Regions from separate parts of the Mus musculus genome. Here region 2 is linked to region 1. Evidence: chromatin loops called from intact Hi-C (ENCODE). Cell type or tissue: left cerebral cortex. All regions are shown on one strand. Links, peaks and the distances in the headings refer to the core of each region. The heading gives the core; the rest is flanking DNA.

The links. Peaks named below come from ENCODE experiments on the same cell type or tissue, not always from the same donor. Only the 100,000 strongest peaks of a DNase experiment are listed, where the experiment ranks them.
Region 2: a loop joins it to region 1, with 2.1 times the contacts of the local background. A loop is called at or near these places in 4 of 42 quality-filtered maps.

The regions. Positions count from the first base shown.
Region 1 is chr8:16,875,372-16,891,559 of GRCm38, reverse strand. All of the region lies in intron 3 of Csmd1 (CUB and Sushi multiple domains 1), which reads left to right. Among named protein-coding and RNA genes, the nearest start is that of Gm39136, 400 kb to the left of the region's middle. In left cerebral cortex, for the core only: no CTCF peak of the experiment used is centred there; a DNase peak (open chromatin) is centred at 6,792.
Region 2 is chr8:17,415,420-17,431,607 of GRCm38, reverse strand. The region is part of intron 1 of Csmd1 (CUB and Sushi multiple domains 1); the gene reads left to right. It overlaps C030002A05Rik, which reads left to right. Exons shown (of 1, transcript XM_030243881.1): 1 at 1-16,188. Among named protein-coding and RNA genes, the nearest start is that of C030002A05Rik, 69 kb to the left of the region's middle. In left cerebral cortex, for the core only: a CTCF peak has its summit at 9,875 (motif pointing right); a DNase peak (open chromatin) is centred at 9,858.

The sequences.
Region 1 (16,188 bases), core at 3,145-11,144:
ACTTCAATATCATCCACATTTACTCAGCAACACCAATAAAAGAAATGAAACTGAACAGGACACAAGTTTAACTTGGAAACTAGAGGTGAGAGTCAGACAAAGTGCAACTTGTAAAGCTAATTTCTTTACTAAATAATATGTTATTAATAATATAATGTATTATCTTTATAAGGTGGAGGTTATGTCTTCCACCATCTGCACCACTGTTTCAGAAAGCACTCAGAGAAAGTCATTTTATCGCAACCAGTGGAAACATGACCAACAGATAGGGAACAACTAACTGCTTAGGGAATTATTTGAATATTCCTCTTGGATAGTCCAGTTAGCTAAGGATAAAAGATGAGATTCAAAGTTATATATGCATATATACACATATACACATATACACATATACACATATACACATATACACATATACACATATACACATATACACATATACACATATACACATATACACATATACACATATACACATATACACATATACACATATACACATATACACATATACACATATGCATATATGCATATATGCATATATACACATATACACATATGCACATATACACATATACACATATACACATATACATATATACATATATACATATATATATAGATATATACACATATACATATATACACATATACACATATACACATATACACATATACACATATACACATATACACATATACACATATACACATACACACACACACACACACACACACACACACACACATATATATATATATATATATATATATATATATATATGTATGTATACATATACATATATATGAGAGAGAGAGAGAGAGAGGCAATGTTTCTCCAAGTGACAGAAAGATCCAAAAATGCCTGGTGTCTTCTTTACAAGGCAACTTAGAAACACAGGCTATGCAATGTGTCACCTGTTATATTGAACTTGATATGTGTCTTAGAACCACCAGGCTCAATTTGATGTGAGTTCAGAGGAAAGCAAGCCCCAAAGAATTCTATTTCATCTTAAGTAGAGGGGAGGCAATACACAGAGTGGTTACAACCACTTATGAAGGACACAGACAGATGTTCCTAGAATGGCTATATGATTGGAACTTCAGTCTGTGCACTAAAATTATGGATCAATCAGTGTTGCATCTGATGCTCTGCAACAAAAGAAAAACTTTGACCAAGTTGAGTAGGTTTAAATATTTTCAATTAGGGCCTGGAGAAATAGCTCAGTAGTTAAGCGCATTTACTGTTCTGAAGAAGACCTGGGTTGGTCTCCTACCACGCATACTAAGTGGCTCAGGGTTGTCTGTCATCCCAGTTCTGAGGAATCTAGTGTCCTCTTCTGACCTCATTGTACTGCAATCATGTGCACCACCTGTATAAACATACAATTAAAATATTTTAAAGTTTTCCATTGCATTCCAAATGAAAATGGAGAGCTCTGTGCAAATGGAGTACTGCATATCGACCTAAGCAGGCGCTGAACATGCTTTTGAATTAGACAACCAGAAAAAATGAGCAAAATTCACTTCTCCTTTTCACGTGTCAGCTGTGTCCCCTCGGAAATCATAGTTGGTGGCAGCAGCTTGAAGAATCCCAGAATTGTGCCCAGTATACTGATTGGCTCCTGCCTCTGATATACATCAAAAAATACTTTTCCTTCAGTTTTATTTTGATGCTCAACTTTGATTTGCACACTTTTAGGTGTTAACGTTTCCTGTAACTCAAAGGTAGAGGCTATTTAATATTCTCAGTGTAATAAGTGAAATACATGGTGGAATAAAGTTGTGTTTCACAGTTGTTCTGTAATTGTCTCTAAAGTGGCATGCTGATTACCATAAGATAAGGTGTGCTATTGTCCTCAACCATGGTTGAAGCATCCTTCCATGCATTCCAAAGGAAAATGGAATGCTCTGTGCAAATGGAGTTCTGCAGATAGACCAACAGCAGATACTGAACATGTGACAAGATGGTAAGCACATGACATACAGTTGAGCTTTAGCAGTTCTGTACAAACGGTACAGGGACATGGACTAACAGCATTGCTACATGCAAAACAAAAGTGCTGAGAGATGCTGCCTACCAAGTTGTTGATATTTGACTCCTGATTCTAATGCTGTAGCTCCTACCTCTTAGCTGAGTGTTTGTATGCCTTACAATGAAAACCTCTCAATCATAGACCTTTGTTACGGTTGCCAGCTAAAATATCCAAGTAAGATTAATTAGGCATTCATGTCAAATGGATGAGAAATATACTAAAATTGAATGTATTACTTAACTGAAAATTGAACTGAGCAATTTCTGTTATTTACTTTCACTGAGCCTCTTAGAAAATGTAGTTAGAACTTTCCTATGAGAGATAAAGGAGAGTAAAAACTAAGAAACAAGCCATCTTCAAAGAGTTTCAGAGACTATTTGACATGAACCACAATTTCATCTATTTATTCAGTAACAGCTATTTCATGACTTGACATGAAAGGGGAAACTAGAGATGATTTATACTCACAAGCATTTGTAGACAGGGTCAAAAATTTCCATTGTGATTTAATCAATTATCCTTTCATGTATGAAAACATGTTTTTATATATTCAGGGATACACCCTTCAAGAGGTACGCTCTTGAAATACTTATATTAAACATGAAAATGTGACAAATGGTCTTACTTTCTTGTGACATTTTGTTCTGTTTGTATTGCATGTTTCATACTCCTGATTATAAGCTGAAATGTGGCAATACTGTCATCACCAGTATTTTTTAATTGAATATTATCTTTATTTACACTTCAAATGTTTTCCCCTTTCCAAGTCTCCCCTTCAGAAACCCCTTATACTATTTCCTCCCTCCTGCAATTTTTAAGACAACATTTTTATTAATTCCTTGAGAATATTGTAGGATATATTTTGATGATTTTCACTTCTTTCTCCCCTAGCCCCAAGCTCTTCCCAGATCTACCCCAACCTTCTTTCCTCTCCATCTTCATGTTAGCTCTCTTTGTATAAATCCATTTAGTTCAGTGGCATGGACCCTTGGCTATCTTGTGTGTAGACCCTACCTAGGAGAGCAAGCAGCCTAGTAGAGGACACACCGATAAGAAAATTGACTCTCCAGTTCCCAGAAGGTATCAAATGTCATTAGCTCCTCATCTATGGGTGGGACTTAGTACCCACCCCTCCCATACTAGGATAGAGCTTTCTTGGGTTTTATGTGGCTGTCACTATCACTGTGAGTTCATGTGTGCATCTTCTTTATTGTGTCTGGAATGCACTCTTTTCTTTTAGTAATCCACCACTTCTATCTCTTACAGTCTTACTCCCTTCTCTTTTTCAGTGGTACCTTGGCTGTCATATATATGCCTGATTTAAGACAAAGTATTCCAGGCTTGTTTTCTACATATTAACCATTTGAGTATCTCTATTAATTGCCATTAGCTGCAGAGAAAAACTTCTCTAATGATGGTTGAAAGATACATAAATCTATATGTACAGATATAAATCATTAGGAGTCATTGTAATACTATATCCATTTAGCATAATAATACTATATTCTTAACTATAGCCTCTTACCTGTCTAGGCACAGATGTTTCTCCCTGATGACCATGCCATATATGGGTTTCATCTCATGGATCAGGCCATAAATCTAACCAGAAAGTAATTGGTGATTCCCACAATATTTATGCCACTACTGCACTGCCCAGGGTAACTCGCCAGGGCAGATTACTTATTTTAATTCATAGTGTTCATAGCTAGATAAGAAGTTCAATTACCTTTCTCCTTCAGTAGCAGTAAGCATATCCCTTTCCAGCTCCATGAAATATGGTCTATAGAGATAAAGCTTGCTGGAAAGTACAAGCTCAATTTCCTCATGTTTTATCATTACCAAAACAAAGCAAAACAAAACTTAATGTTATAGCTATACCAGGTCCCAACAAAAGGCATCAAATGATCCGTGGTTTATAGTGAGAATAATCATTAGGCAAGAGCTTAATTTCTTATGAAATTCTTGCATTTTGTTTAATCTCTGTGGATGTTTAAACCTTCAAATTCCTTAGCAGCTTCACCTATGCATGTGAGAATCCAGCCATCTCTCCCTCTGTTATCTCCCTCTTCGTGGGACCCATCCACAAAGCTCACCCCAAACAAAGGTTCAGTAATGCAGTGATGCATTTGGTAAGAGTGGGGATATTGCCTGCTGATCTCGTTTTCTCTGCTGGCGGCTTATTAGAAAATTACAGATTCAAAATCTAAATTTTAGGCAAACACATTTTATCTAAATCTACAACAGTAGCAAGAGTGTAATTATTTCTGACCTAATTTAGTTAAAATGCATGCAAAAAAAATACTCTGCCATCAAAAGTTGTTGTAGGTAAGTAGCTTTAGCACTAATTTGAAACAAATTATTTATGATGTGTGTGGTGTTAGGTCCTGTTTCTTGAAAACTTAATTCTATACTGTGTTGACCTGATCCTATATCTTTCAAATAGCTGGTTTTAGTTTGTTTTTGTTACCTAATATTAATAATTACTGGTACTGAAAAGAACCATCGACATGTGAGGTGGCTTTGTGCACAGAAGGCATCAGAAAGGGTTAGTGCTTTTCCCTGAGCGGTTCCATGTGTATTTAGAACTCCCAGATGCACAAGACAGGCTTGGTGGAAGGACTGTGATAATCACCCCACCCATTGGGCTACATTGGGTTCTGTGTCCATTAAGAGAATATTTCTTTGGAATGTTAATAGAGGGGCAGCCTGACCTTTGCTGTCTGGTATACTTTTATAATTTTGGACATAGAGTATATTAATAAATGAATTTGCTTCTGCCCATATTTAGTTGGATTTTTATGGTACATACAACTAAAGACATGATATTGGCTATATTTCTATAAGACTGCCACAAATAAGGCACCCTCTACCAGGTACATATTACACTCAGAATTCTGTTTCTCTTTAAGGAAGTGGGGCAGGAAGCATTCTCCAAGTCATCCTTGAATCTGCTCACTCTGTACAATGTGTCCCTCGGGGGGTTATGTGTGCACATTCCACTTACACAAGGCAAGCAGCCTGATGCCTTCTCATGAAACATAATCACTGCTGTGATTGAGCCCATCAGTAAATACATTGATACTTCACCATTGATGTCTCTTGGTGCTATTAATATCTCAGAATAATTATTTCTAATAACATGTGAACTTAGTGCCTTTAATGTTTGACTCTGAAGAGATCTACTTCTCTGAGCTTGCAAACAGCTTGCTTTTCTGGAATAAAAGTGGTATCAGTAAGTACTTTTTTGATTTTTTCAATCTTCAAGTAAATTAGTGAGATGAAGATCTGTGGTATAGTGTTAGACTAATATATCTCTGTGTCAAATAGTTATATAAATTAATCTTTTCATCTAATGAGTTAGACTTAGATTTAAGTATTTTCCTATACTCTAGAAAAGACAAATTCTCAGGTATGTGAGGCATTTTACTTTTGTCATTTTCTCTATTTTCCAATGTTTCTATGATGGTCATTATTTTCAGTGCCCATTTTGGCTCTCCTGGTTTAGTTGCACTGTGTGTGTGTGTGTGTGTGTGTGTAAACATTACTGAATTACAGTCAATTTTATAACAGTAACTTGTCACAATGCATACTTTAAAATATTTCATTAGAAAAGAAGAACCTAAACTTAAAAGATGAAGTATTTCCCACCATAATCTTGGACTTGATGCTTCAGCTCACGCTGCTCCATGGCTTTCACAGAAGATAGTTCTTGGGTGATGGGTGTGGCATCCTGAAGACCTACTCACTGTCCATTTCACACTAGTGCTGTCTCTCTTCCTGTCCACAAGAAAGCATGTGATAAAGCCATGCTCCTAGCTCGATGCAGAATGGTAGATGGTCAAAAGATTTACCTTTGACACCTCCAACTCTGGCTTTCCAGGCAACCTTAGCTTTCCAAGTGCTATCTCCTGTGGATTCACATTGAAGAAGAAGGAAGACACTTCATGACAGTTCTAGGCCCTTCTTTCTTGGAGAGAGTCATTTCAGTTCTCTTCAAAGCCATAAGGAGAGGGAAGGGAGGCCTAGAACAGTGGCCAGTGATCATATAGGTTAGAGAATTCCAGTTAGTGAATCTCAGCCAGTGAGCTGCTTCCAGGCATACTGAGAGTAAGACTCACTGCACATGCAATGTTTCTTGTTTAAATCATATGGGGAGTAAAATTCAGATGACTTACATACAAAAGAACAACAGAAAGCAGCTAAACGGGCAGATTCAATACGTTCTAGAGAGGAGTAGGCTTAATTCTGTTATGTTAACAAGCTTGTAGCGACTTAGAACTCATTGCTGTGTGGTGCTCAGACAAACTGTTCAAGAGCTCTAGTATAGCTGATGTCAGAAGAGGTATCACAGTGGAGAAAAGAGTTCTAAATCATATGCCATTAGCTTGCAGATGAGCACCACTGAGGCCCAGGTTTGGGGGGCAGAGGTAGTTCTGGAAGGTAGAAGAGCCATCCTAAGCATGGCTAGCCATGATGTCACTGGTCATGTAAAGGAAGGCTAACCCCTGACGCTGTGGCTGGACATCCTGGAATTGTTCTTCCATAAACTTTAGTTGTGTTTAAATATTTCAAAGCAGAGTTGCTGTGAGAACAGCAATGATGAGAGAAGCTAATGAGAGAAGAGGGAAGGCAATGCCAATCTGGCTGACAATAAGCAGCTTGTTCCTGCCATAATTTTCTGGCCAACTACCATCAGTGTGATCTCTGTACAAGGAAACAGACTTCTAACGACGAATAGGATCCTTTATTCTTCCCGTAGAATTTTCTATGCTGCTCATTGATCATAAAGTAATACCCAAGTGCATTGTGGGATTAAAGGACATTCAAATTCGTTTAGCCTGTTCTCTTGGCACAGTGCCCATCCACCAGCCTTCTTTTGCACAGCTTGTGGTTTCCTCAGAGATGTCACCTGGTCTCTGTATCTTGGAAGCACCTAGCTCAGTCCTCCATCAATGACAAAAACTCTAGAAGCTGCTCTTTAGTTTGGAAGGCTAAGTGACCAATATTGACATGTCTAACATTTGATCAGATACCACATGCCCATAACTTAGATATTACCTAATATTCTATTACAATAAACTTGGTGGTGCTTTAGTGAGGATAGAAACATGAGGGCTAAAAATATCTCCTGGTTAACTGACAAACTCCTATTTAATAGATAATACCTAGTAAATCATTCCTTACAGTAATATTTACTTGAATCAGACAGGGTCTACAAGTAAGCAAGGAGTTGCCTGTGATAAAGCTACATTCATTGTGTAAATGTTCATTTGTGAAGAAGTTTGAGAAAAGCTATTATGTGTGAAGGGGTTTTATTATTTGAAAATTTGATGCCAACATAGTGGAAGTGTTGGCTATATCCACCCCCTAGTGCCTCACTCAACTTCCCCCATGAGACCTAAGCATGTTTACCTACAAAATTTATGTCTACTTTATAGAAAAAAAGATTGCTAACCCTCTTTAAGAAGGCCAGAGGAGAAATAACAAGGTTATTCAGTGAGTGAGAGAGACAAAAAGGTCTTTTAGAAACAGTTAAAGATCGATATTGCCCATTTCAATAAACTAATAAAGAGTACATAGTTTCTGGTTCAAAAGATCCCTAATAAACTGGAGAGAGTCAGCATTAACTCAGGAGAAAGAGTCTGAGTGAGCTGATCAAAGAATGGCAAGCCTGGCCTTGACCCCTGAAAACTATGAGCCCAGGCTAGTTGTCAAACAATAAATGGCTTATGAACTTAAGCATTCTTGCCCCAATTGAAATAATGGAATTAAACAACAGGATGAGAAGCAAAGTCTAGTTTTTCAAGCCATGTGCCCCATTAGCATACACATGTGCTGAGAAATAACATCCTGTGCACATAAAAGTGTTCCCCATAGATTTTAATGCCTTATTAGAATGACCACAGGTCATTATCAACCTCTAAACAAAACATTTTACTCTCTGAATAGTACTTAATTGGAAGACACTGGAAATTTAGTGAATTAAGTGGAGAAACTTGGTTATGCTGCTTAAAAATTTCAGCTCTGCTTGAATTTTCTTTTTTGCTTGTATTTGGGAATTAGAAATGCTTTTAGGTTACTGGATATGATATTCATATCACACAGCTCTTCTGAAAGTTCGTCTTTTGAGCTGAAATTTTTCTTCAGGCAAATAAAAGCCAACTTTACAAATGACTTTGCACATTTCTCTAGACCTTATGAAATATTTACAAACCTAGATGTCCTTACCACATCCGGGTCCTTCCGACCCACCTCGAGCATGAACATCATCAGTTACCACTACAATAATTACCTTCTCTTGAGAGAATTAACAATGTATTGACCCAGGAGGAAAACGTTATCCAAGGAGACTCTAATTAATATTAACTTCAGGTCATAATTGTTTTGTGCATAGCTGCAGCCATCAATTTGTACAAATATAGAAACCAAATTAGCATTCAGATGGCAGGTTCCTCTCCTTCCCATTACTCTTTTTCAATGCACTGGGGGTGCTTCTGGTGAGTTGATAAGGACATTCCAGATCCATTTCATTAGGAGTAGATGCCAGGGATGGGATGTGCCTCTGCAGGTAATTGATTTTTGGATTCCTATCCTTTGGAAACATTATTTCAGTCTCTGGGTTGCACAGAACCCAAAGTTAATGGTGCATTTTTTTCCCAAAATAATGTCACATCTGTGCAAATTCCTTGCAGTTACTGTTGTTGATTGAGTGGTTTTCTGAATTCACACGAGGTTGGAGTTAGGAGATCTCTGATTTTAGATGTTAGGATGCTAAAAACCTATCCTTACACTTCAATGTTTAATTTGGAAGCACATAATTATAATTAGAGTTGTCTGCATATAATAAAAGGAGGTAGCAAGTATGTTTGAAATTTGCTAATAATTAAGCAAAATCATGGCTATATTTTGAGCTGTGCATATCTACAATGTGCAGTTCTTACAGACTTCAAAGATGTAGTATTTAGGGCTGAAGAGATACCCCTGTGCTTAAGAGCACTGGATGTTCTAGTAGAAGATGACTCCAGTACTCAAAACCACCTGTAACTCCTGTTCCAAGGGATCTGATCTATTTTGACCTCTGCAGGTACTGCACATATGGGTTACACACACATATACATGCATGTAAACACTCATATACATAAGATAAAAGATAAGAGTACAACAACCACAAAAACTCCATATACTCCAACACTAAAATTTGCTGTAGTGTTCTGCATGATCCTCAGAGTCAGGTGGGAGGAAAAGCAAAGACAGACCCATAACAGAGACCAAGAACAGGCATATGGATTCGCATTTCAATATTTAAGTTAAAGGGACATTATGCTAGCCAGAAGGTTTTCATATTTATCTATGGGCATGATTATTGATATTTTGTTACAATTGGAGAAGTTCCATAGCTAAGATATATATGTATATTTCTATATCTGCATATATGTGTATATATGTATATACACATATGTTATAAATAGATATGTGTACAGATATATGTATACAGATATGTATGTAAACATATGAATTCATTTAGATATGCGTACATTTATCCATATGTCTATATGCATATATGTATAAGTATACATATATTGTGTGCAATGCATGTACATATACTTATATTGTATATGTATACATATATTCACATGTAGACTTACATGTATTTGTATGTATATACATGTGTGTGTGTTATTTTTATTTTATGAATGTGATGTTTTGCCTGCATATATGCCTATATACCACATGCATCATGCAATGCCAAGGTTGTAAGTAAAGAATGTTGAGTCTGCGGGAGTTGGAGTTAATCGATAGCTAGGTGCTGCTATGTGGATGCTGAACCTAGTTGCTCTGTAATAGTTTCCAGTGCTCTTAACACTGAGCCATCTCTCCAGATCCAATACTTGGAAATTTCCAAAGTCATAAACACACATTAATATACTATCTTTTGAAGCCACCTCTTTTCTTCAGCATGGAGGCTTATGATTCTCTTCACATAGTTTTGCACAATTCTTGAATTTATGTAGAAGACTATACCTTAAATTCCCATTGCTATTTTTATATGTATTGATAACACATGAGATATCTCTACAGTTCTAAATTTCTAAAATAGAATTTTCTGAATTGTACGTCTCTACATCTCTAAATGTCTACATGTTTATTGTTGCTATATTATTATGTTTATTGTTGCTATATTTATTTCCTAATGTACAGCTTTAATGAAAGGTGTTTATTTGGTTATTGTTGTGAATTGATTTTTTTGTTTTTTCTGAATTTAATGACTATTTTCTTTTTCAAATAATTATGCTTTGCCTTTCATTTTTTATTTAATTATAATAAATTTTATTGCATTTATTCTTTGGTAATAATATACAGATGTGTAGTGATTTCTGATTACTGTTGACATTATTTGCAATCATAGAAATGCAAATTAAAACTATTTTGAAATTCTATTTAACTTCAGCTATACTTTAAAATAATATTTCATTCTGTGAATCTCCACACTTTGCAGGGATGATGCTGTTAAAGAATGTATGTATATGCCTTGCCAGGGATGGAGATATCTCAGTGGTTATGAGCACTGTCAGCTCTTACAGAAGGGCTGGGTTCAGTTCCAGCATAACTCCAGCTCCAGAGGATCCAATACCTTGTAATGGCCTCCTTGGGAACTACATGCATGTATGCAAGCAGAACCTCCACACACATAAAATAAAAATTAAACATATTGGTCCAAACCTGGATTCAGTTCCCAGCCCCCATATCATGTCTCCTACCTATTTGCTACTGCAATTTCAAAGAATCGAAAGCCCTTATGTGATCTCCATGGACAATGGGCATGCATATGGCACATATATTTGTGCACATATATGTGTATATAAACACTCATACAATACCCTAATATGCATAAAAATAATTTTAAAAAAAGGACAACAAATGCTGGCAAAGATGAGGTGAAAGTAGAATCATTATCCACTGCTGTTGAGGGTGAACAAGTGATCCTGCCAGCATAGAAAACACTACAGAGAATCTTAAAACAAGAAATAGAGTATATATGACCCTGTTCGGCCACTCCTCGATGTATACTTTCTACAGAGACACACATTCATCTATTTTCATTTCTGCATTATTAACAGTTATAGCTCCATCATGGAATCAGCCCAGATACTATCAGGGAATAATGGGTATATGAAATTACAGTACATAAAATATGTTACTTAGCTACCATAAAGAAAACCAACATTGTGATATTTGCATGTAAATGGATAAACCTGGAAAATTTTACTGAGAAGGAAAGACAAGCACTGTATGTTGTCTGTCATAATTAAAACCTGACATGCAAACTTTAATTTTTTGTGTTTAAATTAGGGCTTATATATGCATTTAAAAAGTTTCTTCAACCTTTTTATTCCTGTGACTGTATAACATGGCTCCTTAAATTGTGGTAACCCCTGATCACAAAATTATTTTCATTGCTACTTCATAATTCAAATTTTGCTACTGTAATGAATCATAAGGTAATATGTGATACTCAGGATATCTAATATACAACCCTTGTGAAAGGGCCATTTAAATGCCAAAGAGTCACAACCCACTGGTTGAGAACCTCTGAAATAGGATAACTTTAGAATTCAGTAAAGTAGAATGGGGCCATTGGGTGAAGGTTGCTTTAATGGAGGAGATATCAGAACAAAACAAACATTAAAAACCAAGAAAAGGATACTACAGATGGAATATTTAAACATGGTTGGGGTAGGGGAGACAGGAAAGGTTAGTGTTCACCTTTAAGAAGGGAAAAGGTAAAAGTCACACAGCTTTGTAAGATAAGAGATTGGAAATATCCTGCAATACGGAGTAGATTCATACTCCTCCTGAAAGAATTGGATACCTCCCAATGAATTCTTGATCAGGGAGCCCCCCCCACCCCCCGCGCCAAGGCAGTCAATCTCTCACCACACCTATCAGTTGTCAGTTGGAACTTTTGAAAGATCCCTAATGCTGAATACACCCCACACAGTGACATTAAGATATGCATGAAGCAGTGAGAATGAGCTCAGAGTTTCCTCCTGTTGGCTAGCTCTCACAGCATAGGGTCAGAAAGGTGCTCTACAGCATGCTGGGAAAGAAAAAGAACCAAAGGTCCTATGCCGTTGTAAACACAACCAACTACAAAACAACCTTCCAGCAAAATGTCGCCACTATCTCAATAGTTTCACGACTGTCACTGTGCTAATAGTTGCTCCTCAAGAGGGTCTGAGGCCACCGTTTAGAAGAAACTCATACCTGCTAATGTTATCTAGGTCATAGCCCATGGTTGAGGAGTCTTGGTCCCTAGTTATACTGTTATATAGCTAAAAAGCCATGAAACCAGGATACTCTAAAATATCTGTTGTTGTACCCATAGGCCAATATTACTTATTCTTTTACTTCATTTCATCAGAAAGCTCTATAGAAAGCCAAAAGTTTGTCAATATTAATGAAAGGCACAGCTTTTCCTGAAGTCTGTATTGGGAATAGCTTATGTTTTGCTATACCTTAAATTTTTATTTGTTTATTTATTATATATTATTCATTTTTATACATGTACATATTATATATAATGCCAATGCTAGGTTATAAATATTATAGATATTAAAAAGAAGATCATACTGTTTTAGACTCTTAATGACAACATATATGTAGCCATGGTTCAAATGTGTAACAATGATTCCTTTAAGAAATCAATTGTTTATTGTTTTCTAAGAGAAAAATATGAAGATGAAAATGTACTAGTTTTAAATTTTCTGACTATTGTATTAGCAGCACATATGTGAAGGCCAAAGGACAACTTTCTGGAGTTGATTCTCTCCTTCAGGATTTACCTTGATTCTGGGGATCAAACTCAGGTCATCAGACACATGATTTAGAAGTGCCCTTATAAAATATTATCTATATTTTTAAAGGCTTTGAACTCTTTCAGTGTATTTATTCAGATCCATTCATGAGTATGGTCTCCATGCATGAGTGTATGTGCATATGCACACGGTGGTGAGCATATGAAGGTCAGAGCACAGCCTATATGAGTTTGCACATTCAGTTATATGAGTCCCTGGTATCAAACTCAGTGAATCAGGCTTAGTATCAAGTCATCTCATAGGCCCAATTATCTTCTTATATTTTAAAATTGTTGATTTTATTCAAGAAAGAATTGTATATTACTGATTTTGCTCCCCTTTCTTAACATGCTGGGCCAATATATTTCCAGCTGCTAAATACCATTTCCATTTTGAAATAAATATAACACTGTCATTTATTACAACTTCAATTATTACCTGACATCTGTATACTGACATGTGAATGATCTGCAATTTTTCACCAGAGTTATAAGAAAGATGAGAAATGTCTCAAGTAATAATCTCATTGCTGGTTTATAAATATAATAAATATTAAAAACATCACACAGCTTAAAACTCTTAATAAGAATATATATATATATATATATATATATATATATATATATATATAAAACAATGGTTCAAATACATAACTATTATTTCTTAAAGGAATCAATAGTCTATTATTTTCTAAAAGAAAAATATAAAGATAAAAAGACTAATTTTAAATTTGCTGAATATTTTATCAGTAACAAACTTGCCCTTTTGAGTTTTATCTAACCATGATTATATATATATATATATATATATATATATATATATATGAATCCATTTCATTAGCAAAATTTTATTATATATACACACAGAGATATGTATGCATATATGCATATGTATTATGCATATCTATATGTATACCTATATATGTAAAGAGAGAGCAGCAGAGAGACGGAGAGAGAGGTGGCAGTCACAGGAGTATCACAGCAGATGTCTGGAAGTCAAAGGACAACTTTCTGGCGTTGATATGTAGTAATGAAAACAAATTATACATCATAAAATGACTTTACATAGATGGAGTCAAACCAGTGACTCATATTTTAAAACTGCTTGCTTGTTTTTTTTCCCCCCTGCCCTCAATTAATAGTTTCTGAGGCTTCAGTAGCTGGCGCCTCATTGAATTAGAGCTGTGTAAAACTTTCCGTGATAGTAATTTTATGTCCATTTCATGACAATCTGCCACCATCCATTTTATAACATGTAATGTAAAAGCTTTCAGCTTGGTGACTAACGCTGTTTATCATACACTGAGTGGCTTAAGTGAAAAATGATTATGTCAACTCCAGAGAGGAAGCACCGATAAGATGAGTAGGTCAGAGGCGTGGGTGGGTTTTGGCGGTGAGCATCACACACATATGCTACAGACCTCGAGAAAACATCACTCTTCCACTTTGTCTTGACTAGAAAGGGAGAAAACTATCACGTGGCATTTTGTTGAACTCCAGCAGGATTTCCATTTGAGGAGAGCTGGCAGATATTTCTGGGCAGTCGGTTTTGGGGTACCTAGAAATGCATTCAGAGTGTGTGAGGTTGTAAGGGCTAGTTCTACCATGAGATACTTCCTGAGTTCTTTGTTGACATCACGCTGAAAATTCCGAACCAAATTACAGAACACGGCATCTCTTTCCTTGTGGTACACTTAATGATAATGTCCACTACCGGGTCATGCTTATCCACAATGTACACAGATATCAGCCAAGTACAAGGAACAAACCCTGTCATTTAAGCAAGGTTCATGGTATAAAGCGAAACAAGCCCTGCACAACAGCATGACAGCTCCTGTCAGCTTTTGCTGATCTGTTGACTGTTAAAGCATTGACCTTGACCTCATAGACATTTAGTAGAGGAATGCTACCAGAGGCAGGGAAGGGAAGACACAGGGGGCTTGGTCAGCGGGCTGAGTTCCAGTTAAGTAGAATAGCAACAAGACACTCTTTTGTGGCCTTAGAGCTCTAAAAGACTAAAGAAAGACTTGAGTCTTTTAATCACATAAAGTTGTTTTGAGAACATATATTCAACAATAAAACACAATATTTGCATTTGAGATTTCATTGCACTATCAAATAAATACATGAGCATTTTTTATGTGTTAGTTAAAAATAAATTTAATTGAAAAGGTGTTTTGACTGAAAAGTCACATCTTTATTACTAGATTTTACTTAATCACAGTATATTTAACAGTTTATTTATGCCTAAATTTAAACCTATAATTTATGTCTATATTTGAGTCTAAAAGTGCACATCCACATGGTTCATAAATAGAGTAAGGGAAGCTTTTGAATTTTACTAGCACTTTTAGAATTGGCTATTATTCTGCTTTTTGTTTGATTGATTGATTGATTAATTGATTGACAATATTGATGATACCAGGAAGTCCAAGATTAGTCTTTTATGAAGCCTCAAGAATGCTCAGAGACCTCTGACCCTAGCCCCAGAAACCTCTGAATCGACCGACCACTTTCTGAGCAATCTTCTCATGGAAATTAGCTGTTGTCATTTGCATTATCAGATATAATCATCTGTGGCTTACTCAGGAGCATGGATCATCTTATTTAAAATTGTGAATCAACAAGAAGTTTAGAGATATAACCTGGATCCAATGCATGGAAATGCTGTGTCCATCTTCTGCATTGTGAATTTCATTATGAGGCAGATATATAATGTGTTGCTAGATGAGACTCACAAAAAAGAGTTTAATGAACTCAAATTCATAAAGTAAATAGTGCAAAAGAAAGTTCTGAATGGCCTCTTAGTGTCCCTGCAGCTTGGACATAGCCTGAAGGTTCTAGTCCCCTTATCTCATAGGTCTTGCAACTCATGACTGCAGAAGCTGTGAGACATTAACTGATATCTAGCAAGTACAAGGAGGATCCAATCTTTCTGAATAAAATACTTGTGATTCCTAAAATATCCAAAGTAATTGAAGCTCTAGCTTCAGGGAACTATTAATGAGTTTCTGAAGGGATCAGCACAACTATTTCTGTAGAATCTTGGTCCATTAGTTATTTTACTAAACACAATCCTTGGGAATACATACAACCTTTATCTTCTTCTTGTTCCATCTTCTACAAAGGTTGAGAGACAGAGTTATAACAACCATTAAAATGTAAGAATCAGGTCCTTCCATGTGCCACAGGAATGTGCCACTGCAGCACAGTTGGAGTCTGGTTCTAATAGATCATTTCAGGGAAGACTGGGCATTCTAATAGCTGCCATCCTCCTCGGGAGACTGTGGGCTCGCT
Region 2 (16,188 bases), core at 4,984-12,983, 540 kb before region 1:
GACAGAGAGACAGAGACAGACAGAGAAACAGAGAGAGACAGAAACCAAATCGCATACTGCATTTATGTGCTTATAGCAAATGTTAAGATACTCAGATAAAAAACTGTTATAATCAAAAATCAAGTTAAAGATTTATGTTAGTAGACCTAGACAAGGGCCCAACCTAACTGTACAGTGTCAAGATGCTCTTTCAGTGAGTGAAGGATAGAAATATTGATTCAAGGAGGAAACCGAGAGTCTAAAAATACCTCCCCACATTCGCAGTCAATTGATATTTAATAAGATTGCTAAGGTATCCAATGAAGGAAGCAATGTTCTTTTCAACAAATGGACCTGGAGCAAAGAGAGTTCTACAGGCAAAGAAACAGTTGGATTCTAGTGCTGGCAAGGGTAGATACACTCATCACGGAACTCTAACAACCTGAAGTCTGTCCTCATGCTTGAAGGACATAAAAGACTCTCAAAAGTTGTTCCCTGACCCTCCATGCATGACACTGTGCATGCATAGCCACTCCTGTTTCTTCTGTCTCTTCTTCTACCCCAACACTCTCCCACACACATAGCAATAATCAAAAATTCATCAAAAATAAACTTAAACTTGGATACCAGCCAAAATCAATATCACAATGTTAGGCACAGTGCTCGAAGAGTTAAAAAGTATAAAACTCTCATAAAGAGAATGAAAGCATTGAATTTTATGACCATGAATAAAATGATACTGTTATTCTTGTTTTTAATTTCAGATAAGACAGCAACACAAACCTCAAATAAAAGTACATATTAACTGGATTTCGTCAAAACTGAAAATGCTGGGAATCAGAGGAGTCACCAGGAAATAAGTAATAAACAAATAAATAAATAAATAAATAAATAAGGTCCAAAGTGGAGTTCAACATTTCTAAATCATGTGTGTGATAAGACAGTAGTGTATCTAGACTATTTTTTAAAATATGGAAGTATCAATAATTAAAAAGTGAAAAAATAAAATTATTATTCCATAGAAAGCCTTAAATATTTCCACTGGGTTCTGGAATAATGAATATTCCAACTCCTGAGATACTATGATTGTCACTCTAAATTTTTATAGCCAGAAAAATTACCCATGTTTCAAAAACAGATGAAAAGAAATTTACTTTAAAGTTTTCATGCAATATATCTGTCATAATCTTTTCTCTTCTCTACCTAATATCTAATATCTTCCCCACCTCCCTACCCAACCAACATAGTGTTCTCGTTGCCCCTAAAATAACACAAAACAATAAAAATTGTAATTATAACAAAGAAAAAGAAAAGTAAGGCAAAACCAAAACAAACCAACCAACCATACAAGCAAGAGACCCTCCAAACAAAACAAAACAAGATCCCTCTCTCTGACAGACACAGATAAACATGAAGTCCACTTTGTATTGGTCAACTACTTCTAACCATGGAGTCTGCCCTCGAGTGTGGTTGATATACCCAGTGATACTCCACTGGAAAAAAATTGATTTATTTTTTCCTTTTCTAGCAGGTATCAATTTATGACTTCAAAGCCAACTCTACTGAGGGTAGTAGAAGCAATACTTCAATTTGGAGAGAAGACTAAAAATGCCCAATAGTTCACAGGAAACATAAAGACAATTCTATAGCAAGTCATCAAAACAGATTTGGGAACCCATCAACAGTTATAGGACTTAATACACATCTTCTTAATAATCACTCTGAGTGGGTAAGGATATGAATAGATATTTTCTGATGAGAGCACCTGTCCATATTTGGAAGCTGTTCAATGCCATTGGTCAATAGAAAAATGTAAATCAAAACCTGTGATGCCAAAATAGAGGCAGCCATAAGTTTGGTTGAAGGTGTGTTAGCAGATACTTGGTATGTTAGCTAGCTAGTGGAAGTGCAAAATTCACCCTGCCTTTGACAAATGAACAGTTTGGGAATTTCACAAGATGACAAGCACTAGGTCACTCGAGGGATTCAACAACCCCATTCCTATGTAAAAACACCAAGTAACAAATATCTATAAAATCTATTAAATGCTCTGCCCTAAATAGGATATCTATATCCTGGCTCCAATGCTTGAGGCATTGCAAGAATAAGGACAAAAAGGAAGGTAATGGCTGGAGGATTGCTATCAAACAATGTCTTATGGAAAGGACATGCTGGGTATGGGGGTTTAATTTGATTCCCATAGAATTAGATGTTGATGCATGTGCACATATGAATGTGCTGACAGCCACTAACTTAAAAGGTGCCCTTTATAGCAAAGGAAATGTGTTATATAGCCTTATTCTATTTCCTTATTCTAAATTCATTACTTATAACAGCTCTACCAATATCTACCACACATCAATCCATTTATGACTTATCTTTCTATCTTCTAGTCTCTTATCTGCAACTATATACCTATAATTTATATCTACTTGTCGTTTTGTATGTACGTGTGACTTAGTTCATATTACTGTTACTATGATGAAACACCAGGACCAAAAGCAACTTAAGAACACAGTTTATTTGGCTTATATTTCCACATCACAGTTCATCATCAAAAGAATTCAAAATAGGAACTCAAGGCAGGTATCTGTAGGCAGGAGTTAATGAAAAAGCCACAGATAAGTGCTGCTTACTGGCTTGCTCTCCATGGCTCGTTCAGCCTGCTTTCTTATATAACCCAGGACCAACATCCAGTGATGTCCCTACTCACAGTAGGTTAAGCCCTCTCCTATTAATTACTAATTATGAAGGTGACCTAGAGGTTTGCATAGAGCCTGATCTTTTGGAGGAGTTTTCTTAATTGAGGTTCCTTCCTCTGAGATGACTTTTGCTTTTGTCAAGTTGACATAAAACTATCTGACAATCTGTCTGAGTCCCTCCCTCCCTCCCCCCTCTGTGTGTGTATGTGTTTGTGTGCGTGTGTGTGGGAGAGAGAGAGAGAGAGAGAGAGAGAGGGAGAGAGGGAGAGAGAGAGAGAGAGAGAGAGAGAGAGAGAGACTGTCTATCTTTCTCTGTCTATCTATATGTCTATCAGCCTATTATATATTTGTCCATCTATATATCTATACCTAGCATCTGTCTCACACTTATCTTTATTATACATCTCATCTATCGTCCTTCTATATTTGACTTCATCTTTCATTGTTTTATCTAACTCATGTATCTGTCTAGACTGCCACAGTTATGGCTATTCTATAAGACACAGTCATGCATTCATGTACGGGAAAGGTGGCAGTGAGCAATCATGATACTGAAAAATTTTACAACCTTTGTCATGTACTTTAAAATAGTTCCTAAGTATTACACATTCTCTGCTAGAGCTCCCAAGAATTCCACAGCAGGTAAACAAACATTAATGTCCAACAAATAGTTTCTTAGGGATTTGTCTCTCTCCCTTTTGTTTATTTAGTTGAGTTTAATTTGTAATGCCTACACATTCTCTACTCATACTAGTCAAGGCATTTACCATTTGATTTATTATTCCTGTTTATTATCTTCTTCCTCCATATTCTTAATTTAAAATAACCAACTAAAAGTCAAATGGAAGATTTCTTATTTCTGCCTTAAAAAAGAAGAGGGAGATATCTACCCAGGGTATTCTAAGCTAATATCATCACTGTTATGACTGTCAAAAAGGTATATTCATCCAGCTCTTCTGAAACTCTCTCCCTGTTAAATGAACCTGGGACATGCCACATTGATGAGAGAGTGGATCAGAGCCATAGTTCCTTCACATCTTTACTGAGTGAGGTTCAGTAGAAGAAAGTTTGGTGGAGATGGACCCACAGAAAATCACTAGATGCTACTACCTTCAAAGACCTAAGAACCCCTGTAGTCCACACAACCCAGAAGCAAACTGACAAGAGAACTCATAATTAATGCCTGCCATTGAGATCTCAGAGTTTTGTATGGGGGAGGAGGAGGAAATGGTGATCTAAAGAGTGAATAAAGGCCACATCCAGGTAAGACCTTCCCACCTGCCCCTTGATGGTCACTCCTCCCCAGCATGAGAAGAACCAGACCACCAGACACTTGTACATTGTTGAGCATATCAAGGCAGTCTTATTGTACCAGAAAACAAGAGGGTTTATAGGATATTTATGCATTTTTCTCTTTCAAAATCAAAAGAAGAAGTCCATATGGATTACCTGCACAGATGGTTAGGAAGTACTAATAGGACTGAGATATTCTGTGTCTGGCTGGCACTCAAGGCCATATTCATCCAATGATATAAAACTGACCCTTGCTCATAAGCTTCCTCAGAGACACTGTTCTCCCTTATAGAATTCCCTGAAAACAGAATACCAAGTGGTGGTCAAAGACCTGGGTTACATAAATGAACTTATTGAAAATAGTGAGAAGAGCCCCTTAAATATCACAACTGTGGACTCTTATGAAGGAATAGTCTATGAAGGTGTGCTTTGCAATTGGTCAGGTATAGAGATGACGTTAGGATATGACAAGGGACCACCCCACCATGTAGTTAAAACTAAGAGATTTTGTTTCTTTACTAAGCACAAAATTAAGATACTAAGCATGAACTTACTAAGTAAATTTTATTTTATAAAAGAATTGAGAACTATTAGTGACCTTTCAGGGCTCTGAGGAGAAGGTATTTACTGTTAATAATTAGGGGGATTGTATAAAGGTTTAAAATTAAGTAGTAGAGCTACACCTGAATATGTGAAAAGGTATTGTTGAAAGGACTTTGAAAGTATGCCCATTATATCTGAAACCACATGCTGACTTTGCTTTTCTCTTCTTGATGTACATCTGTATCTTTAATCTATGATCAATCTATCACATAGTCATGTTTGTATGTACCAGTTTGCCTTTTATATTTTTATTGTTTATCTATTTACCTATTTAATTCATTTATTGTCTACCCATTTATCTATTATTTACCTTTAAACTATTCATGTGTCTAACATCTATTGTCTATTGATGTACTGATTTCATTGCCTAGTTATTTATCTATCTATCTATCTATCTATCTATCTATCTATCTATCTATCTATCTACCTACCGTCTATCACCATCAACTAATGTATCTCTTTATACAACCTATATATCAAATCTATTCATCCATATGTCCATATACCTACCATCTCCCAGCTTATCTCTCATTTATTGATCTTTTCTTTATACCCACCTCTGTTTCATCTACCTACCTATCCATAAATCGATCCATATGTCCATATATCTACCATCTACTTACCTATCTCTGTATAAATCTGACTATCATCATTCTGCTTTGATCTATCTTTTCTCTATGATTTATCATCTATCATCCATGTATATTAGGTTACACCTTTCCTTTTTAGCTGTTCCTTTGTAGTAACCCATTATCTTGTCTGGCCCATTTTCATTTGGTTTGTATTCTGTAGGGCACAACAATGCATTATTTTTGAGGAATGCCAATGCATGTTGTGACATTGAATGAATGATTATTATAGCAAAATAATATTATAGTATTGAATCTCTGAACTCAGGGACTGCTACACACCAGGTAAGAACATGCTCTAAATAGAGAGACAGACCAATTTAGACAAATACACAAAGGACAGGTACATATACAGGAAACAGTACAAACGCTTTCTATTGCAAATAATTTTCAACTAGCTATTTATTCATTCACCTCCTCACCAAGTAATTGCTGAATACCTAGAATCTATTGACCGCTACAGAGGCAAAGGGCAAAAATGTGGTGTGGTCACACTTAAAGAGATACCATCAGGTAATGAGGTAATGCATGACACATACATTGTTACCTGTAGCAGACAATGTATAATGCATTATTCATCTACACACCAGACAGGCCATTCAACCTAGAAAGAGAAAGTCAAATATGATGGATATGAAATGTAAGTGACACTTTTGAGAGGTGTCAGATCATTGTGGGTGGTGGTGTCTGGCCATGCCATGTAGGAGAGGCAAGGGGGAAGCCTGAAAATGAAAATGGGCAAACAGAGGGAAGGAAGGCATTTGTACTGGCTACAGAAGAAGATAAAACATGGATGCCTGGTTCGTGGTGGGTGCTGAAGTGATTAAGGGGTGTGGTTTGCCTTCAATTTTCAGTTTTATGAAATAATTCTGCTTTGATCAGAGCTCTTTTGTGTAAAGGATGACAGGGGGAAACCCTTTATTCCTAGCTTAAGAAAGAAATGTTCAGAGAAGTGAATGCATTGAAGGGAGAAGATTTGTTTCACGTTATCTTGCTGTGTATACATGGGGATATTTATAGAATACACAAGTCCAACCCCAGGCACAGCAGAGAAGCAACTTTCCATCTTCATCCAATTACTGTGCTAGAACACTTCAAAGTGAGTAAATCTAAAATCCAATATAGGCTGTGGGAGCTGCGAACACAAGAGATGTGTCTATTTAATAAAGAGGATTTCAGAGAATAGGGCCAAGAGGAGAAGTGGCATTTAAAGGCAATTGTTCTGTCCAGAGAATCTATGGGGAAAGTGGCATCTGGGGAAATCACTCGTTCATGCAACATCATCAACTCTCCAGACATCTTTAAGGGTCTTCCATATTGTTACATCCTTACTCTAGGAAGAGACAAGTGACTTGAGTGCTCAAATTTCAAGGTAAATTTGGATACCCTTGCTGTAGCTGGTAAGATTGCATTTGGATCAATGGGGTGTGCGAGGTCCCCAAACCACCTCATCTTTTCCTTCATCCTTAGTGAACCACTTCACAGAATGAAAATCTCTGAATGATGACAGTGTGGTACTTTCAATTTCTTTCAAAAAAAGAATTCGATTACATGCCCAAGGGCTATCTTGAACCATCTTCAAGGATGAGGCAGAGTTTCTTAGACCTTAATAATAAGATTACAACTGTCAAAAATAAATCCAAAAAAAGGAGAGGAGATATTTTTTAGAGCCCAAGTTCATTGGTGTAGATGGTACAGATAGTCTGCTGGTGTTTACCTGGGTCCTCCCAGAGTCTCCTGTGCAGGTTACTGTGGCCCCTGTATGACCTTGATTTTGACCTTCAAAGCTCACTGTTTCTTACTGATGGTTTCTCATGTGTGTGACATTTCCCTGGATTTTACCTTAATTTAATTTTCTTTCATGTTTATTTGTTGTTTTGAGATAAGGTCTTTGTATATAGCCCTGGCCAGTATGGAACCCACAATGTTTCCCAGGCTTGTAGAACTTAATGGAATCCTCCTACCCATTTCTGGCCTCCATGAATATGTGTAATCACCTCTCTGTCTCTGTCTCTGTCTCTGTCTCTGTCTCTGTCTCTGTCTGTCTCTGTCTCTCTGTCTCTCTGTCTCTGTCTCTGTCTCTGTTTCTTTCTCACTCTCTCTCTCTCTCACACACACACACAAATACAATATGTCTTAAAAATTAAGATATCATGAGCTGGAGAGGTGTGTTAAAAGCACTGGTTACTTTTGCAGAAGACCCAGGATTAACAACCATCTGCTACTCCAGTTCCAGGGGATCTAGCATCTCTTCTGACATGACTACATGGGGCACTACATACACTAAAAAAAATTAAACATGCATACAGTGTTTTGTTTGTTTCATGATGTTTTGCTTTGTCAGGGCAGTCTTTCTCTCTCCCATAGATCTTTTGTTTATATATTTTGAATTCAGATTTTCTTTTTTGAGGCTTGGTTGTTTACAAAAGTGTTTGTCTTGCCGGGCATGGTGGCACACACCTTTAATCCCAGCACTTGGAAAGCAGATTTCTGAGTTTGAGGCCAGCCTGGTCTACAAAGTGAGTTCCAGGACAGCCAGGGCTACACAGAAAAACCCTGTCTCGAAAAACCAAAAAAAAAAAAAAAAAAAAAAAAGAAAAAAAAAAAAACCCAAAGGGGGGAAAAAGTGTTTGTCTCAGCTTCTGTAGGTATTTCTGATGCATTTTCTTTGGCTCTTTCTCTCCTTCTGTTGTGTTTGTTTTGTTTTGCTTGTTTTTATTTTATATTTCTTCTTTTCTTCCTCCTCTTCCTCCCCCTTTTCCCTGCTCTACTAATTATTATTATTAATAGATGCATGTTTGTAGATTCATGTTTGGTTTTTAATGAGAAAAAGAAAAGGAATGTATTTGGGGATAGAAATTTCAAGAATCAGGGAAGAGTTTGGAAAGGAAGATACCATAATCACAATATATTGTTTAAAAAATATCTATTTTCATTGAAAGAAGACATTTATACACAAAAATAAAATAAATGATTTTACAAAGGTAAATTAATGTTCTGTGTGTGAAGAGAGTGATATCATCTTTGAGTGGGTGTCTGTCTCTTCCTCCTCATCCTCTCTAGTGTTGCTGTAGCTTATTGCTCTTACCTTCCAAAACTTGGAATCTTTTAGGTCTAAGAAACTAAATGAATACTCCCATCACATTCAAAAATGACCACAAATGTCAACTGAGCTGAGAAAACAATAAAGAACTCACAGTAGTCTTAGAAGTCAGCACAATCAGGCCTGAAGGGATATGTCAATGTTGAAGAGCAGCCCTTACCAAGGACATGGGTTCAGTTTCCAGCACCCACATGCAGCCTCACAACCCCAGTTACTCCAGTTCCAGGGGACCTACACCCCCTGCACACAGGTAGTGCATATGAATCGTGCAGACACACATGCATACACAAACACACAAGTAATAAGTAAATGATATTTTATGAAAGAACAAATCAACCACAGAAGAGACCATACAAACATGACTATGCTTTAAATATGAGACAAATGAGACACTTTGTTGCATTTTGTCAGAGAGCCAACTTTCAATTGATTGGCCAAGTTTTAAAGGAATATTGTATGTATGAGTGTCTTGGTATAGCTAGATTTGAAGAAATGTAGAAATATACCTATTGGTTTAAATTATTGTACAGAATCTAGTAAAAAGCAATCTAATTGAAAACTGAAACATTACATTAATAAAAGTTCCCAATCTGTAGGTAATAAAGAGCTTTATAAATGCAGCTTATTTGTATATTCCCAGTAATTTGTTATATGTTTTAAAGAGGTATGAACTCCTGTCTGATCAGCTTTAAAAATGCCAAATTAATTTTGTTGCCTAGGAATGCAACTCTCTTTGAAGCAGGCACGATCACAGTATATGAATTATCTTGTCATGGAGGGTAACATTATATCATAGTAACAGATGAGTATGAGCCTGAATTCTTTAACGTGTCCTACATATTTAGTTAAATCCGTGTTATTACCCAGCAGGGGACAGGACCATAAGCCATCTGTATTTTCCTTTTTTGCTGTTGTTCAAGCCACGCTGAACTTACTGTACTTTTGTTATAACATTAATGTGCTAGGAGATCTGAATGTTTAGGCTTTATACTGAAATTCTGAATTGATATTCTTATAATAGGAAAAAATATATTTTAGAATAAAATATATAAAATGATGATGTTGGTAATGAGGCAATTTCTTCGAGTTGTTCTAAAGAAGTAAAGATTTGATTATATAGTTATTGAGACAATAGCTGAGTACAGAGACTCAGACCTGTAGTTCCCTTGCTTGAGAATCTGTAATGGGGCCGGGGAAGGATTGCCACAAGTTCAGGATAAGCCTGGATACGTAGTGAATTCTAGGTATCCCTGGGCTCAGTGTGAGATTCTGACTCACAGATGAAACTAGTTTAAATTATTAAGCAGTGCTTGTATGTCAGTAACCTTTAAACCTATGGCTGTTGGTGTGCATCTTCTTATGGGACAGTATTTCCCGTAGTTTCTGATCTCCACTTAAGTGTTTCCATTGCTTAAATTTTCTGAATTTGTCTTGTCTGGTTGTGGTGGTTGTGCTTGTTTGTTTCTGCTTTTTCCAGTCACACCCTGCTAGAAACAAGCTTAATGGCGAGGCCAACTTCTCATTTTGGAAACCAGGCTCATGCTGCTGCTTGGATCGAACAGCAGATGGCGCTAGACAAATGGCAATGCTTTATCTCATGGCAAAGCTCAAGGGCGTTGCTTGCCTCAAAATCGATCTAAATTGCTCTCACTTTTATTCAAATTTAAAATAAAACCCGTGGTTAATAATTCATTCTGGAGAAATAGTAGCTTTGGGAGAAGAAAATAGGTCATTTGTCAATTCCAAAATATTAGGTGACTGTCATGTATTACAAGGCCTGATCATATTTTCAAAGTGAGAGTCTGCAAGCTTGTGGATTGTCAGATAGCTTGGGTATCACATTTGTTCATTTACAATACCTTATGTTTATTTTAATCATTAATTTTAAAACATTACTGTGTGTTGAAAGGAAGGAGATTTGTTCGAAATATGTAGGCAGAATACGTATCAACCTACAAGAGGGAAGACGGACAACTGTTCCTGCTCTGAGTTTTAATTTGTAGGGCAAACTCGATACAGAAAAAGAAATTGAGAATGGAGAGGGAGAAGCACATCAGATGAAAAGGAGGAAAAGAAGGAAAAAAGATGAATATAAAAATAAGGAAAGTAAAACCTGAGAAATATGAATTTATTAAAATCCATACTGTGTGTAGACTGGGCATTGACTTCATCTGAGTGTGTGAAAGTACAGCACCGAGTCCAGCAGTCAGGTGCGAAGGCATTGAGATTCATATGTCATTAAAATAAGCATGCTCCTTGCTAGTCATTCCATAGTGAATGGGGCACTTGGTAACAAATCTCATGTCACCTCCACTTCATTCTGTGTTAACAGACACTGAGATCTGTAATGAGCCATTTCAGAAATTGAACAAATAAAATTTCAGATTACAGGCTGTAATATAAGACTAGGATATTTTCCTCAGTGAAATCTGTGGCTGTGTAAGCTTTGACGGCTATCATGTTACAGATCTCATGTGTTTATGGCTCATTTGTCTCCAAGTAACACCAAGACGATGTGAAAAAATGGCCATCCCTACTAATGGCTGAGTCTGAAGAATGCTTTGAACAAGGCTTTTACAAGTCTTCACTGAAGGTTAAGGGAGATGATGGATACATATGGAGAATTGTTGACAGGCTATTGATGGGTAGAGAAAAGATGGATTACATGGATGATTGGTAGATAATGGGTAGCTAAGTGGTAGATGATGGATCAATAGATTGTAGATGATGGACAACTGATAAATGTATAGATGACGAGTACTTAGTTAGAAAATAGGTAGGTAATAAATAGGTGGTTAATGAGTAGGTGATTGATAATAGATAGATTATAGACAGATAATAGCCTGGCTGATAATAAGTTCATGCATGATATGTAGATAGGTAGCTAAGTGTCAGGTTAGATACGTACATAGATAGATGAGGGGAATGTAAAGAGAAGATAGGTAGATGATGCATAGGTAGTTATCTAGGTGATAAACTCAAATTTCTAGATTATAAGTAGGTAGGTAGACGATAGATAGATAATGGTCGGCACATATGATACTCCTTTCTGCACAGAAATTTCCCTTCATTTCCTTGGTCTGGATTGTTATTTCTTACATCACCTTTTCTTCTTTCTTTCTAATGATCATTTCTAGAAGGCTGTTCTATCTAGGAGTTTTCCTAAAGCAACCCCTGAGAACACAGGACTGACTCTTTGCTTCTCCTAAAGCAGATGGCCTATACAGCTCTAGGCATATGCTTCCTGACCACAGGATCTCACACACCAGGGCTGATGAGTTCTTTCCACTCTGTCAATGATTGAGTAGATGGGTGGGATGGTGTGTGAGCAGGCAAGGCCTTCCCTGATTACTTACTGAGAGTCTTTGCCTATAAAGATTCTTTGTCTTGTCATCAACTTGGAGACGAACTTTGAGGACAACATACAAAAATGGCATTGCTTCCTGCCAGAGGCCACCTCAAGACATAACATTTTTTAAAACGTCTCTTAAGAGTTAAAAGTTGCCTGGATTAAATTCTGCAATTTTTATTTTCTTTCCTTCAAAGCATCTAAGAATTGCTCCATTAACATCATGTGTGAGGACACACTTAGTACCTACAGCACATACATTATACACATAGAGAATACACCTACATACAGTACAGATACACAGCAGACACACATGCAACATTTAGGTTACATATCCACATACATTCACACTGCACGCATGCACAGCATATACAGCATATACTTGCATACACAACACACCTATGCACAGAACATTCTTATTCACAGAGACTACAACCATGAACAGTATACCTATGACTGCTACAAGGTCACGATACACAAAAATACCACATGTATACACAGGGTACATGTATCCTTCACACACCCACATATACACAGATGACAAACATGTAAGTACATGATCCCATATTCATAAGCATATATTACATATGGTCCATACATGTGTATACATGTTCCCTGTGTACACATACATATATTCATGCAAGAATCATACACAGACACACCATAGATATAAATACTATTTTAGGAAATGATGATAAATTGTGACTGAAAAAAATGTTTTCTGGATATATTTAGCAAGCTTTCAATCTGAATGATCTTTCAAGCATATACAAAATACTCAAGACCAAGCATAATTACCGACTGTTAGTATCCTTGTGGTGCCCAATCACCTTTAAGAAAATCACAGATAACAAGAGTGAGTAAGTCTAGTTTTTATGTGTTCACTGCCCTAACAATGGTAACAAAATTGAAAAAAATTACAACATAGTTCCCAAATTACCATATTCTAGTAAAATCTACACATATTTTATTAATTGAATATTCCTCAATAAAGCTAGAAATAAGTACAATATACCAATTAAAATTCAATATTAACATTTACTAATTTCTGTAAAAAGTTCAATATCCTTAATTGTTTAAATTCTAACTTGTTTTGTAACATGTGAAGATTTGTAGAAAGGATCCATAAGTTATAAATATTGTGAGACTTTGTTATAATATCAATACAGACTCATCGACAATCAATCAATCTATCAATCCTTCTGTTATTTGTCAAGCCATTTGTTTCTAATTTGTTGTTTTGGGGCTGGAGGGATGGCTCAGCGGTTAAGAGCACTGACTGCTTTTTTTGGAGGTCCTGAGTTCAAATCCCAGCAACCACGTGGTGGCTCACAACAATCTGTAATGAAATCAGATGCCCTCTTCTGGTGTGTCTGAAGACAGCTACAGTGTACTTACATATAATAAATAAATAAATAAATCTTTAAAAAATATTTGTTTTTATTGTTTATGAAGAAAAAATGAGAAGATACTCTATGAAAACCCACTTTATTTGTTGTTCATAGTGAGAATGCTTTCTCTGGAGAGTTTATCAAGAACAGGGAGGGGACTTTAACACCATCTTTTAATTCTGACTTTTAATTCTGTCTGATTTTGTTTGACCTGGAAGGAGCACACAGCGTAACATCGTTCATCTTCTTGTTTTGCTGGCAGGATTAGATAAAAATATTGAAGTCAGAGAATGGCCTGGCATACCTAGGAATCTTGCAAATGTTGATTATTGGTACTGTTCTTTTGACAAGAGACAGTTGGCAAGGATGTGTGTGTGTACCAATTGCTGTTTGTGAGACTCTGACTGACTTGGGTCTATATGGCAGATCCCAGCCTGCAGTCAGTGCAGGAAGGAAAGGGGCCCTCTAGGAGACCAATATCTTCAGTGAGCAAGGACCAGGCAGAAACCATCAACTCACCATCTCTCCCAGGGTGACTTTTACAGGAGGAAAAAATAAGGAGGCAGAAAGCAGAACAGGCCATTAATATTCTGTTGCTCTTGATCTTTGCAGTAAAAGCAGATCATTGTTACATTACTCACATTTGATCATAGTGTTAAAGACTCCCTGTGTATCTGTGTGGAACATCTGGCTTTCCAGCTACTCCATGGGGACACTGGACTTTTGTCAGCAAAGAAAAAACACCAGAGTCACATGGGTCCACTATACAGTGGTTCTTGGAGAGAAGTCTTCTTTAGGGACCTGTGGGCCTTCTTTCAATCAGGTTAGATTCACACACATTCTCCTGTTGTGGGTGAAGTCTTATCTGACACTACCTGTTGAGCTCTGTAAATGCTGTTTACAGCCTAATTTGACTGGGAACATTTATAAGTCTATGAAGAATAGGTAAGAGTGAAGTGGTACATACTTATTACCTTAGCACTTCTAAAGCAGAAGAGGTAGGAAACAGAGTTCAAGGCCAGGCTTAATAACAGTAAATTTTAGGTTAACCTCCAACTACATGAGACCCTATATCAATCAGTCAATCCATCCATCCATCTACCCATCCATCCATCCATCCATCCATCCATCCATCAATCAGTCTTAAATACATTAGACTATAGAAGACTTCCATTGTATATTTGAATGGTTATTTAAATTTCATGACATGATGAATGGAAAATTATAGTCTCACTAGCTTTGTGTTCAGTTCTATGGAAACAGTCACTTGTGTTGTCTCCTACTGTATTTGTCTTTTGAATTCTATCCATGTCACCTGTCTCCCAGCAGCAGCTGTTGTTACAGCTCTAACCATAGCATTTGCCACCAGCATCTTTAAGTACCCTGGTTCCCTGCAGTGCATGTAGCCTCTGATATTTAGGTGACCCTGATGTATTCAAAGTCTCTTGGAATCTCCCCAGCATGGTAGCTTCAAATAAGATTTCATAGTCATCTATAGTCTGTGGTATCTCCCTCCTTCTACAGACCAAAGGGGCCAGGTGAGGCAATGAGGAACCAGGGGGGCAAACGAAGGCATAAGGAAGGAGTCAGCAATGGCTCCTCTCCTCTGTTTCCTTGGAGTGTCTCTTAGACACTCATAAGAAATCAGGAAAAGGCACCAGGCTCAACCCACCTTTGCTGACTCTTTCCATGCTTTATTTATTCCTCTCTTTCTTGGGGTCACTGGCCTTGAACCCTAATAGACCTCTAGCATTGAACACTCATCTTCTGCTTTCTTCTTTGGAGAAGCCTGGCGAAAGCACAGCTCAGCAGGTAGACGCATGGGTAAGTGCGTGGGTACCACTGGCTACCTTCTGATTAACAGGCAATCTGAAAAATGCTTCTGACTGAGCACTGACTTCATGCCTGTGGGACTTTGACTGTGTCCCACTATTCATCCTTCAGAAAACAGAGGCAGGTGTCAGGTGAAGAGTTTCTGGCCTAAGTCTTAAATGAGAAATGCCAGTGCACAGGAATGTAATTAATATTTGTTGCCTTTCAGAGTTTCTAAGTATCGGGCTAACTGTTTCTGTTAAAAAAATATTCAATGATTACAGATAATCATAGTCAAAAATATACATATGTGTTTTCCCTTGTATGTTTGATCTGGTCCATTGTAAATGTGAAAATGAGGAGAGAAAAAAAGCTGGCCTACTTTCCAAAAATAGTCATGTATTCATCAAAGGACAACAAGAGAGAGAGAGAGAGAGAGAGAGAGAGACAGAGAGAGAGAGAGAGACAGAGACAGAGACATAGAAAGAGACAGAGACAGACAGGTAGACAGACACACACACTTCAGGTTACTCAGCTAAACCCTGATGGCCGCCAGTTCCTCTGCCACAGCCAGTGGGTTCAACAGTGGATGCTTCTGAGTGCCACACTGACCATGTATTTTCATCCCCAGGTAAGCATTTTCACGAGTTTGAGAAGAAAGTAAATCATTTCACACTTGATCATCCTTCCCTCAACTTTGTTTAATCAAACCCAAAGGTTGTTAAGTAATAGCCATAACCATGATGATGCCAACCACAGTAATAATACAACACTGTATCAACAGTAATAATATAACACTGTATTAAGAGTAACAATGAAATGCTGTATTAGCAGTAATAATATAATACTGTATTAATAGTGACCATACAATACTCTATTAACAGTAATATGATAATACAATGACAAAATCAACATCACAAAAGAGAAATCAGCACTTGTTTTCACTTGTTGTCAGTCTGTGCTTGTGTGTGTGTCTGTGTGTATGTGTGTGTGTGTGTATGTGTGTGTATGTGTGTTTGCACATGCATGTGCACAGCATGCATAACTTTTGGGGACTTGGTTCTCTCCTTCTTCTATGGGTTCAGGAAATGGAGGTCAAACCATCCAGTTTCCAAGAAAACAATTTTACCCCCTGAGCCTTCTCCCAGAGTCAGAGCCAGCACTTACATGATCAGTGTTTAGATGTGAATTTATTTAATTCTCTTTGCACCTGTGATTTCCTGTTTGTAGCCAAGAAAACCATAGTATTTTGTAGGAGGGCCTTGGTACGGTCTGATATTCACTTCCTGGGTCTAGAAGGCAAAACGAAATAGGCAGCAGAGAAGAG